Linked DNA regions of Homo sapiens: region 2 is linked to region 1. A link is a contact called in ENCODE Hi-C data. All regions are on one chromosome and are shown on one strand. Each heading gives the region's core, a stretch centred on a gene start or an enhancer-like site at or near the end of the contact. The rest is flanking DNA. Distances are from core to core; before and after follow the strand shown. Region 1 has its middle 390 kb from the start of MDFIC2. Region 2 overlaps FOXP1 (forkhead box P1).

Region 1 (5,833 bases), core at 1,298-3,797:
TAGCCCAAATCTATTTCAGGCACAACAATTTCCGGTCTATCTGGAAGAGAAGTGGGAAATTTTTACCTCATCTAACCCTATCATGGACCATAACCCCATATTAATCTGGGAGACGGCCAACGCTTTTCTCTGGAGTGGTGTTACTTCTCATTTAGCCTGCAAGATATTTTTGCATTGGAAGTGAAATTTTGTAATTGTGAAAGAGATTTCCAACACACATTTTCCAGTCAATCCCAAGTGAAGTGTAAGCCATCGGGGTATCTTATGGCATCCAGTTCAATCACAATATTCCCTTTTTCATTTTCAGAGCACAGATTTTATGCTCCTGGGACGGAGCCAAGGAAAGTGCTGGTTCAGCACACTCAATTCCAAAGGAGCATCTCATTTTATTGTCTCTCCCTCTAATTTCAGAGAACAATGGGGTTAGCCACGAGTCTATAGTGTGACTCAGATTGTTCAGTTATTTTCAAATCAACAACACCCTTGAATTAGTTTCCCTTTCCACTTTCCTGGTAACATGCCATCCCACTTCTCTCTGATGCACTCAAAAACATCTTAATAGCTCCATGTGACCACCTGAACCAACAGATATCCCTTCAAATTGAGCAGTCCTGGGAGACATTGATCATTGTTGGCTGTGGCATGTAGTTTTAGGGCAAAAGCTTATGTGACACAAACTCATTGTTGGGCTTTGCTGGAGAGAGAGAGATGTTCTTCCTTTGTAGTCTGAGCAATAGCCTCAAATGGGACCATTTCAAATACACTACACGTGCATTTGAATGAAAGCATTGAAATGTCGTTATCTAAAAATCTAACGAAACATTTGGCTCTATCTGAAAGAAGCACAAGTTAATTGCTTATCAAACTATCAACTTTTATTTCACAAAATGACTGATATCTCTGTGAGTCTGTGAGGAGAAAGCACTACACTTTATTTCAAGGGCAATTTTTTTTAACCACAAGTAAAGAGTGAGCATGGATATAGACAGAATCCACTCTATCAATAATCCATCACTAATTTTCTCAGGTAAAGCAGTCATATTGTTTACATGCAAAATACTTTCATTGTGGGGGTAAATGACCTCCTTCGCTTGCAAAATCTGCTCTTTGTTTCCACAAAAAACACAGACTTATTCATGGTTTTAAAAAAAATTCTCCTAAATGTGATTCCAAAACAAACTGGTACTAGTGATGTGTCTCAAGAGACTCCCTCAGGAAAAAAAAAAAAAAAAAAAAAAAAAACAAGTAAAAAAGTGCCTTGGATTAAACCAAGCCAGTTGTGAATTTCTAGGAGTCCATGATCCTTTCACTCCAAAGGTAGCTTTTCGGGGAGAGGGGATCTTGAAAACAATAACAACAACACACCAAAGATATCTAGTGTGTTTAACAGAAACTCAAAAGGAAGAGAGAAAATAACGTCTGAAATAAAACAGAAGTCAGTGGGGGCGGGGGGGTGGTGGTGAAATTATAAATTGCTAAAGTAGAACTTTCTCACTCTTTGTCGCTTTTTCCTTCGCAGTAAACCACAGAAAGCTTCACCTACATCAAGGAATGGTTTTCACACATTTGATGGGAATGAGGAAGCTAATTCTCCAACCTTCTAAGGAAATAAGAGCTGATAGGCAGCCAAACAAACCTCCCGGCCACAGCCAGGCAGGTAGACACACGCTTAGACGGGCTGAAATCATTCCACCAACCTTTACAGTTCTTTCCCGTTTTAAACGCAGTAATAAAAAAAAAAAAAAAACGCTACGGAGACTATCTTCCTCTAGGCAGTACCTTCCTGTGTTTCTTTTGTTGTTCTGGCTTTTCTGAGTGATGACTGTTCTAAATCAACATCCCCTCTATTTCAACCTGCTCTCCTTGAGCAGCTGGACTAATTTTTTTTTTCTCCCTGCCCTCCCACTCTATCCCCTTTCATTCTTCTCTTGGCAAGAGGTCTCGATTGCAAGTCTTCTTCTCATTCTCATTCTCAGGTCTTTCCATCAGACTCCTCCCCCGCCTCCTTTGTCCCCTCTTGTCGGAGCACTCTACCTGCTCAGTGCCACCAGGACGAGCTCACGCATTCTGCACCCCCCTGCAGCTTGTCCCCTTCTCCTCATCTTTCTACGTGCCAGGCAGGCTCTGCTCCACAATTTCATCTGGTGGCCTGGGGGTAAGGGTAAGCCAGCTGTCACTTAAACTCCTTCCATCTCAGCCAGCCTGAAATGGAAAGTGTGATAAATGGAACCGTACAAGCCTCAATTTGGTCTGGAAATTTCAAACTTATGATGTTCAAATAGGTTCATAAATTCCCCTATAATGCATCTCTGCTCCCTAATGCCCAATTGCAGGTTTCAACTGAGCAGGCCTCTCTACCTGTTTTTATAGCCCAAGATATTCAGATCTTGGCATGCGTCTAGTGCCTTCGCTTTGGCATGCTTTTAATCGTGTGCCCAGCTTGGGGATGCAGACACCACATATATATCTGCTGATTCTTTTCCAGAGGAAGAGTGTCGGCCATAGACAACACAGGTAGTCTTCAAAGGAATTTCACTCAGGGCCGCTTTGATTTCTCTGTGTCTAAAAGCCAGCACTGGCTTTGTTGTTGGCAAATATGTTTCTACATGTCCTGTCCTGGGGAAAAATTGTCAAGTGGAGAATCGTCAAACTGTGCTCTTGCTGTCTCACCAAAAGAAAGGCTATTCTCTTCCATTTTCTCCCTCATTTCTGTTCCTTATCTTCAGGAAATGGTCCTTAAAGTAACATGAGTGTGCATACACCATTGGGAAGAAAAAATGATCAGCTATGCCTTTTTATTTGTTTTTTTTAAGCTAGCAAACACAGGTACCAGGAGTTCTTTTTTAAAAATTTGAGTATGTGTAAAAGGTTAAAGGTAAATTTAAATAAATAATTTGAGGGTTTTTTTAATTAATGTGTAATTACACAAACAATACAAAGAGAAATTATTTTTCTCATCTCCCTTGGCCATGTTTTCCAAATCAAGTACCTTCACCAGATATAACTACTATTTTTTAAATTACATTTTTTTTCTGTATTCAGACCATATATGTCTATAAAAATATGTAACGTTTGTGTTTTTAAAACAAAATGGTATTATTTTGGATGCCTTGTTCTACAACTTGCTTTTTCCACTCAAAATATACCTTGGAGATCTTACCATATTATTATAGTTGTAATTCTTTTTTAACTGCTATGTATTATTTCGTCTATCCGTATCTATATCAAGTTTTTAAAAGTATTTCCTAGGAACATTTAGATAGTCTATAATTTTTCTGTCTTTCATTTACAAATGATATTTCAATGAGTATTTCTGAATATGCACCCTAATATATATCAGTGATTTCTTTTTTCTCCAGCGTTGATACAAAGAAATGAAACTGGTGGACAAAAAAATGTCCATTTTTAATTTTCATAAATGTCAACTTGCCTTCCAAATTAGTTTTGCCAATGTGGTTATGTCTTCCTGCGAATCAGCATTTTTATCATGTCATCTTTAACTCCCTCTAAATGGAATGACTTACAAGCCTAAAAGCAAAAACCAATTTTCTTAGTCTGTTGAGACTAAGAAAAAACACCAAAAATTGAGTGGCTTATAAACTACAGAAATTTATTTCTTTTAGTTCTGGAGGCTGAGAAGTCTAAGATCAAGGCACTGGCAGACTGGGGTCCGGTGGGGACTACTCTCTGCTTCAGAGAAGGTGTCTGTCTATTCACTGCATCCTCACATGGGGGAAGGGCAAACAAGCTCTCTTGGGCCTCTTTTATAAGGATACTAGTGCCATTCTTGAGGGCTCCACTCCCATGGCCTAATCTCCCAAAAGTCCCCACCTCTTAATACCATCACTTTGGGGGTTAGGATTTTAACATATGAATTTTGAGAGGACACAGATATTCAGACCATAGAACAAATGAAAGGGAATTTTATAAACATAATGCTTTCTTCTTACTGGATACAATGTATTCTTTTCTCCATTCCACACCAGGTCCCAATACTCCCAAAGCTGATATCTATAATGTGAAAGGAGAACATGTTTTCTCAATACAAAAGCTCACTTTAGAAGAAAAGAGAAGCGAAAAGTCCAAACATGGAGGACTAGTGCATTAGTTCATTCTCACACTGCTATAAAGGACTGCCCAAAACTGGGTAGTTTATAAAGAAAAGAAGTTTAATTGAGTCACAGTCCCACATGGCTGGGGAGGCCTCAAGAAACTTACAATCATGGTGGAAAGGGAAGCAGACACATCCTCCTTCTTCACATGATGGCAGGAATAAGTTCAGAGCAAAAGGGGGAAAAGCTTATAAAACCATCATATCTTGTGAGAACTCACTCACTATCACAAGAACAGCAGCATGGGGGTAACTTCTCCTCTTTTCAGTTACCTCCCACCAGGTCCCTCCCACAACATGTCAGGATTATGGGAACTACAATGCAAGATGAGATTGTGGGGGGACACAGCCAAACCATATCAACTAGGAATATATTTTTCTATTTCAAGTCATTGAAACAGAGATATTTTGAAGGGTACAGAAACGTCATTCATATTAGAAAGTATTTACTCCAGCCGGGCACGGTGGCTCAAGCCTGTAATCCCAAAACTTTAGGAGGCCGAGGCGGGTGGATCACAAGGTCAGGAGATCAAGACCATCCTGGCTAACACGGTGAAACCCCATCTCTACTAAAAATACAAAAAATTAGCTGGGCGTGGTGGCGGGCGCCTGTAGTCCCAGCTACTCGGGAGGCTGAGGCAGGAGAATGGCATGAACCCGGGAGGTGGAGCTTGCAGTGAGCCGAGATCGCGCCACTGCACTCCAGCTTGGGTGACAGAGTGAGACTCCGTCTCAAAAAAAAGAAAAGAAAGTATTTACTCCAAAAATGTCCTCTACTTTAAAAAGGCTAACTTTTAATATGTTTTATTAATTATATTAATTTAAAGTAAGCCGCTGATGTGGGTTGCATGTCCACGCAAACGTTGTAATGGAGAATGACTTAAAAATGTTAAGAAAATAATTCAGCTATTTGGGTTAAATATGTGTGAACTCGTAAAGTTTATTATGCTAAATTATTTACAAATTCTACATTTTGCTTTGTGTATAATCACAGTCTTGGAGTTTTTAGTTCAGTTTTCCAATAGGTTCATCCATGGCTTTTAAAAAAATATGCCTTGAAATAGGAGATGCAAAATAACTTCTGAAAACAAAATGTCCATGGTAAACTAGGTTTGGGAAACGCTATAATCGGTATGCATCCCACTCTCAGATATTCAGACAGTCACAATCGTGTTAGCATATCAAAGGCTCCAGAAGGTTTGTAATACCAAAGATTGTCCAGCTTAGTTCCCAAACCCTATTTGTCTATGACAACCTATTTTTAACATAACAATTTTTACACTCTCTGGAAGCACTGTTGCAGGCAACAGACCTTGAGAAGCCTTGTAAAAGTATAGATTGTCAGTAGAGTGAAATATATGAAACCAATGAGCTTCAAAGGGAATAAAAGCAGGCTACATTAAGCTAAACAGGACAGAGATTCTAGATCCTGAGGAAGAAAGTTGATAACAAAGGCATAATATGGACGCCAGAGAGCTATTGAAAGGTAATGTACTTTACTCAACTAATATTTATTGAGTGCCTATTTGCAACAGGCCCTGTTCTAGGCTCTGCGGATAAAGCAGTTGTCAAAATGAATAAAAAACTCCTATTCCTTTTTAAATATTTCAAAATACGATTTACTGAAAAGCTCACGTTCTGAAACTCAGTAAATGAATATATTAAATTAAAATGTTTAATATATCAAAAGGTACCTTTGGAAAAATAGTTTTTAAGACATAG
Region 2 (5,833 bases), core at 2,341-4,840, 430 kb after region 1:
TCCACGCCTGCCTTCTCCACTTTGGGGAGGGGTGGAGTATCCAATGCAAATGTTCCTCTCTAACTCAGCTGGTCCAGTTAGAGACCAGGAAATGATTTCCTAGCAATCCCTTTTCAAGGGGCAGGAGAAAAAGGCAGACTCTTACCTTGCTCAGTGTCCAAAATCCTGCATTTTATTAGCATCCCCTGCAGCTGCTCTGCGTTGCAGTATCAAAAGGCACACAGCCTGGGCGCCATGAAAGTGGGCGGTCAGGAAAACCATCTCTCAACAGAAGAGCTATAAGTAGTTCGAGATGGGGCTAGAGAGCTCTAAGCAGTCCAGTTCCCTAAAATGGCTAGTTATGGAATGAACACAAATGTTCCAGCCTCAGTCACACAAATAGATGTGTTCTGTCCTACAGATATGTAACTGCTTAACACCTAGTAGCTTTTAAGCCAACTAGGGCAGTTCTGTAAAGGAATTATCACAACTTTCTCAGAGACATGCAATTAAAAAAAATAAAGCCTCTTATTTTCAATAAAGTCAGTGCATACAATCAAATAGTAATTCTCCCAACAATTTTGTTCTTAAAGCTGTTTGTTAACAAACACTGAATGTGAACAGGCAGCATCAGGTTAAAGGGCAACAGAATTCCACATTATAATTTAGCCTGCGGTTATTCCTGATTGCAAGCACCCTCTGGGACTGCAAAGCAAGATCTTCTTTTGCAGCACGCTTGGATTTTTAAAATTAGTGCCCCTCTTTTTTTGCATAATAAACCAACATTAAAATATGGATTAAAAAATGTACAAACCAATTTTTAAAAGCTGTAATCAGTTTAGCATTTGCCTTGTGCAAACGAGTCCTGGGTAACTAAGTTACAAATGCAAAAAACAACACAAACAAACAAAGCCAAAGCCCTACTGGATCCTAAGAGTGTTTTTTCAAGACACCTCTGCCATGCCTATATAGCTATCAGATGTGCTAAAGTCGATGATTTTCCTTTGAACTGTACTAGTTCAATCTGTGAAAGTCGCCACAGTTGTTCTCTAACCATAAAAAAAAAAAAGCAAGCAAACATAGTTGCTTTCAACACTTACTCCAAACATCTCCCAACTAAATATTCCATGTTGTTGCAATTGTTAGATTTACAAAAAACACAGAAAGGTTTGCCGTGAAAAGCGAAATGCAAATTCCCTTATACATTATAAAATATGTTCTTCCTCTACAAAGAATGCTGCCACCACTGCTGTGATGCAAGCAGCAGCAACAGTCCATTTCTCATGGCCATTAGAAGTCTTTTTTAAAAAATCTGACACGTATAAAGACCTTCATTAGTATAATTAAATGACTGTTGGGTTTTTGTGATATAAACAACTTTTGATATGTCATTTAAAAACCTCATAATAACATCATTAAAGGGCCACCATTTTTAAAAGAGAAATTGTCTGCTCAGGGCCATGGAATAGTCGTCTCGCTCTGGGCCTCTTCCTCCTCTCCCTTTCAGACTTCTCCTGGACTTGAATGTCACCATAGACCTTGAATCCTTGAATGTGAAATGGCTTCACGCTAATTGCTGTAATTGCTTGAAGATGTGCAGGCAGGTGAAACCTGATCCCCGTGGCCATTGTAGAGACCAAGAACAACACGGAATGTTTACACAGTGGTTTGATTTTAATAGACAGAAGGGCTGAGTTTAAGACAGCAAAAACACAGCTAATAGGTGACCTCTTAATGTAGTCCTCCTCTAAATAAAAAAAAAAAGGACACACAACAAAATACAATTTCATGTTCTAAAAGGCAACATCCTAAATACCAAGGTTATTTGCTTGACTCTTGGAGTTGAGTACACGTTACATTGCACCTGACATTTTATACCCGAAAGTCTACCCCGAATATGTGTGTGTGTGATGTTTTTTTTTCACTTTAAAACAAAAAAACACTTTATATGTCAGTCACCTCACAAACAGATTATGACTCTATAGTATTTCCTAGTAAGTGCATTCATTTAAATTTTAAATTGAATATTTTTCACAGCTGTAATACTCCTTGTCCCTTAAACGGGAAGGCTTGGGTGTCTCCTTGTTTATTCCTTTGCCTATTCTGTCCCCACCCCCATTTATGGAATTCTTGACCCTTGTCCATTTCTTGATTGCAGCTGAAGTTGAGCCCAAACCCGCTCACACTGGTGCTTCAGACATTTGTCTAAAGGCTTTCAGTATCTTGTTTCTTTGTTGCTGTGTGGGACTGTGGTCTGCTTCTACCTAGACAGACTAAGGTGGCCGTTAGAGCAGCCAAAATAATTATTCAAAAACGGTGGCTATTCTCCTTGATATTTTTACAATTTCGAATGGACACCAAGGTTTAATGATGGCTCCCCAGGGCCCTCTCTTAACAGGGCACAAATGTAACCAAGGCTGGACAAGAAATACATGATAGCAAGGCCAAGAGAAAAATACAGCAGCACCTCCAAGGTATCATTAACAAAAGGAAACCCACAAAGATTAGGGGAAGTGTTAGATAGGTATTGAGATAGGTAGGTAGGTAGATAGACAGATAGCTCAAGGATCCAAATGTATAGGAGCATTTCATATATAGCCAAGGAAATACTGCCAAACAGAAAATGAAAATGAAACATATACTACAGTAGGAAAAAATACAGCGAAACAATGGAATTATTTTAAGGTTAAGCTGGGCAATTAAAGCCAAAGATACACCTTGTAAATGAGAACAGAGAAGCACGAAATAGCCCATACAGCTGGGAGTATTGTCTAACTGCTGCTCTGCCAAGTTATGCTGTATATTAACTTCTGATGATGAAATACAAAATGCAGCAGAAAGGGGGGAAAAGCCCTCTTAAAGCTATGAAAACTTTAACTATATAAGCTAAGTAATAAATATAGGCACTTCTTTTCCTGGACTATTTGTACCCCCCAACACTGAAAGACAAAATAATGAAACAAAAATAACTGCATAGAACTTCCCTTTGAATCACAGCCACCTCACATACATTTCTAGACAATCCTACCTTCTTCTAAAAGTTATAATCCCCGGCCAGGCACGGTGGCTCACGCCTGTAATCCCAGCACTTTGGGAGGCCGAGGTGGGCGGATCACGAGGTCAAAAGAGATCGAGACCATCCTGGCCAACACGGTGAAACCCCATCTCTACCAAAAATACAAAAATTAGCTGGGCGCGGTGATGCGTGCCTGTTGTCCCAGCTGCTCGGGAGGCTAAGGCAGGAGAATTGCTTGAACCCAGGAGGTGGAGGTTGCAGTGAGCCAAGATCGCACCACTGCACTTCAGCCCGGCAACAGTGAGCCTCCGTCTCAAAAAAAAAAAAAAAAAAAAAAAGTTATAATCCCCTATTAAGAAGAAATGTCCTTCCCTCTGAAAAAGGAGGGGGGACCAAAAGGAGGGGAGACCAATATCCATTTGTACATGTAAAGATTAAGTATAAACCAGTCCAAGCCAGTGAGAGGAACACAGAGGAAAAAAGTAAACAGGCCCCTACCCCCTACTCCCAAAATAGTTCCCCTTTGAAAGTTCTAAGCGGTGAGTGCCTGGTACCGAGGGCTGCCCTGTTCCTTGGAGGGGTCAGCAAAGCTATGCTAAACTGACAGGTTCAGTTTACAGCAGGCCAGAACTTTGTTTGGATATACTGGCCTTGTTCACCGCCAGCTTAACAACAGATGGCTAGAAAACTTTCATTATGTTGCACAGGACTGAACTGCAAACAACCCAGAAAACTGTGAAAAGTTTAACTCCCTCTGAACCAATGTGCCAAACCAGGGCCTGCCCAGAGCCAGTGAACCAGCTTAAGGCCAAGGGGACTGTGGAAGTGATGGTTAAAATAACACTGCCCAAGTCAAGTCAAAGCACCTTTCCAGGCTCCAAAACGGCAGCGACCCACCCAAATCTTTATTTAACTCTTCAAGGGCCAGGCCATATAAGGAGTTGCATCGACTATGCCTTCTTTACTTTTCCAAAATGTACTGTCAGACTTTCCCTCCCTTTGGAGAAAGAAAATCTTCCTTCAGACAGTTCCCAATCCCCAAGCTCCCGTTCTGCCTTTCCTTCTCCTGGAAGTTGGGAGCGCAGGACCAAATTGTCTCACCCTAACACCCAGAGTTAAATATGATTTATCTAAATCTGTTTATAATTTAAATATTCATTAAGTAGATTCAATCACATGAACCCTAATATCTCCTAATGCTCTGAGACAGGTTATAAATGCACCTTTGAAGGTTTAATTCAATTGGCAATCTGAGAAGTCTTATCACTGGAAATGTGTTATTTTCATATTATTCAAGAAATGAACAAATGTGTTTTCCACAAATGTATTTTAGAAGCTACCCTTTCCTGTTATTGAAAGAAAATTGTGTTTATTACTCCTTTAGCATAGTGTAAACTCATAAACGTCAACAGAGAGTACAAGGAAAACTGTCAACTAAATATTGTTTCCTTCATGAGCTGTTCTTCCAAGTCAATTACGCCTTTCAACTTCTGGGGCATTGTATGATAAACTGGCAGTAAAAATCATTCACATTAATATACCATGGTGCCTTGCCTGCAAAAGGTAATTAAAGAAGTAAATGACTCATAAGAATAGACATATTAGCTGCAAAATGAAAGGCAACTGAGCTGCCACATAAAAATATGTACCATTAAGATACTGCATTTTCATATTCCTGTAATCAGCTTCAGTAGACTAATGCTTATTTAATCCAGTTCTGTGCTAAGTCCATCAACAACTGTTTTTTGCTGTTTTCTCCTTGACTGAACATTATGAGAGCAGGTTTAGAATAAACACTGCAGTGAGATTTTTGCATACGCAATTGAAGAACAGGTTTTTACATTTTAAAATCTATTTTTCTTTCTCTGAGAAATACAACAAAAAAAAAAGATTACTGGTGGAAAAAAGTATATATGTACATGGCTATCTAGACATGTCCCTTTAAATGGCAGAACATTTCAGTGAAATATTTGTTTCCATATTCACTATTTCTGACCTGTACCACTATCAGCATAAGGATGTCATGCCTCCACTTGCCAGATCTCAGCTTCCTTTATGAAGCACTCCCTTTTGTTAATAATGTCTTCCATTAGCATTAGCAGGATGAGGGCAATTTATCCTTTGGCAGGGATGGAAAGAGAAGGCAAGATATGAGGAGGGGGTTAGTGTAGTGGGTGGTGGGAGAGTATCTCAGACACGCCTAGCGGCCTCTGAGTTCTTTTCCTTCCAGGGTGTTAGCTACCTGACTGGATAAACCTTCTCAAAGAGAAGTGAATTGACCCTCAAAATAACTGCTCTATTTTCCAATCTCTGGCTTTCAAACTGACACTTTGCTCTCTTCTCCATATCCCTTTATATTTCAGCACATCCTTGCCAGCCCAGCCAAGGCACAGCAAAACATCCTCGCCAGCCCAGCCAAGGCACAGCAAAACATCCTCCATACGGTCTGAGATTTTTCACTTCACTTGCTCACTTCTCTGCTGCGGGAAGCTTAATCTTAACCAGTGAGATGGGTCCACCATTTGTACTATTAATATTTTGGGGAACATTAGATGCATGAGGTTTCCTGGAGGCTGGAGAAATGCCTGTTCTGATTGTGGAAATCAGGGCTCTTTGTTGATAACTGATGCAGCCTAAAGCTTTTGTGGCTCCAGTTTGGGAGTTTTAGCTTTCAAAGCTCATGCAGCTCCTCCGATGTCCAATGCCAGCAGTGAAAATCAGCCTAAGGTATCTGGTCTTCTATCATGTTTGTCAACAATTCGCCCACCTTCAATAACATCCGAATGCATCTGGATGGTGCCCACTAACCTACCAAAAAATCCAAAAGATAATTCTATT

Evidence for each region. A loop is a pair of places that touch in the nucleus more often than their neighbours do. Pooled maps may share reads with other maps.
Region 2: a map with no recorded cell type shows a loop between it and region 1 (8-fold over the local background). The contact joins two enhancer-like sites. A Hi-C loop is called at or near these places in 2 of 168 maps with a recorded cell type or tissue (IMR-90 and Right ventricle myocardium inferior), 1 of 37 single-sample maps with no recorded cell type and 2 of 50 pooled maps.

What each region holds. Positions count from the first base shown.
Region 1 is chr3:70,701,853-70,707,685 of GRCh38, forward strand. No RefSeq gene overlaps it. Among named protein-coding and RNA genes, the nearest start is that of MDFIC2, 390 kb to the left of the region's middle. Within about 2 kb of position 2,548, at least 2 of the 41 ENCODE cell types and tissues checked have a DNase peak (open chromatin) inside an H3K27ac peak, as active enhancers do.
Region 2 is chr3:71,131,946-71,137,778 of GRCh38, forward strand. The region is part of intron 6 of FOXP1 (forkhead box P1); the gene reads right to left. Among named protein-coding and RNA genes, the nearest start is that of FOXP1-AS1, 150 kb to the right of the region's middle. Within about 2 kb of position 3,591, at least 2 of the 41 ENCODE cell types and tissues checked have a DNase peak (open chromatin) inside an H3K27ac peak, as active enhancers do.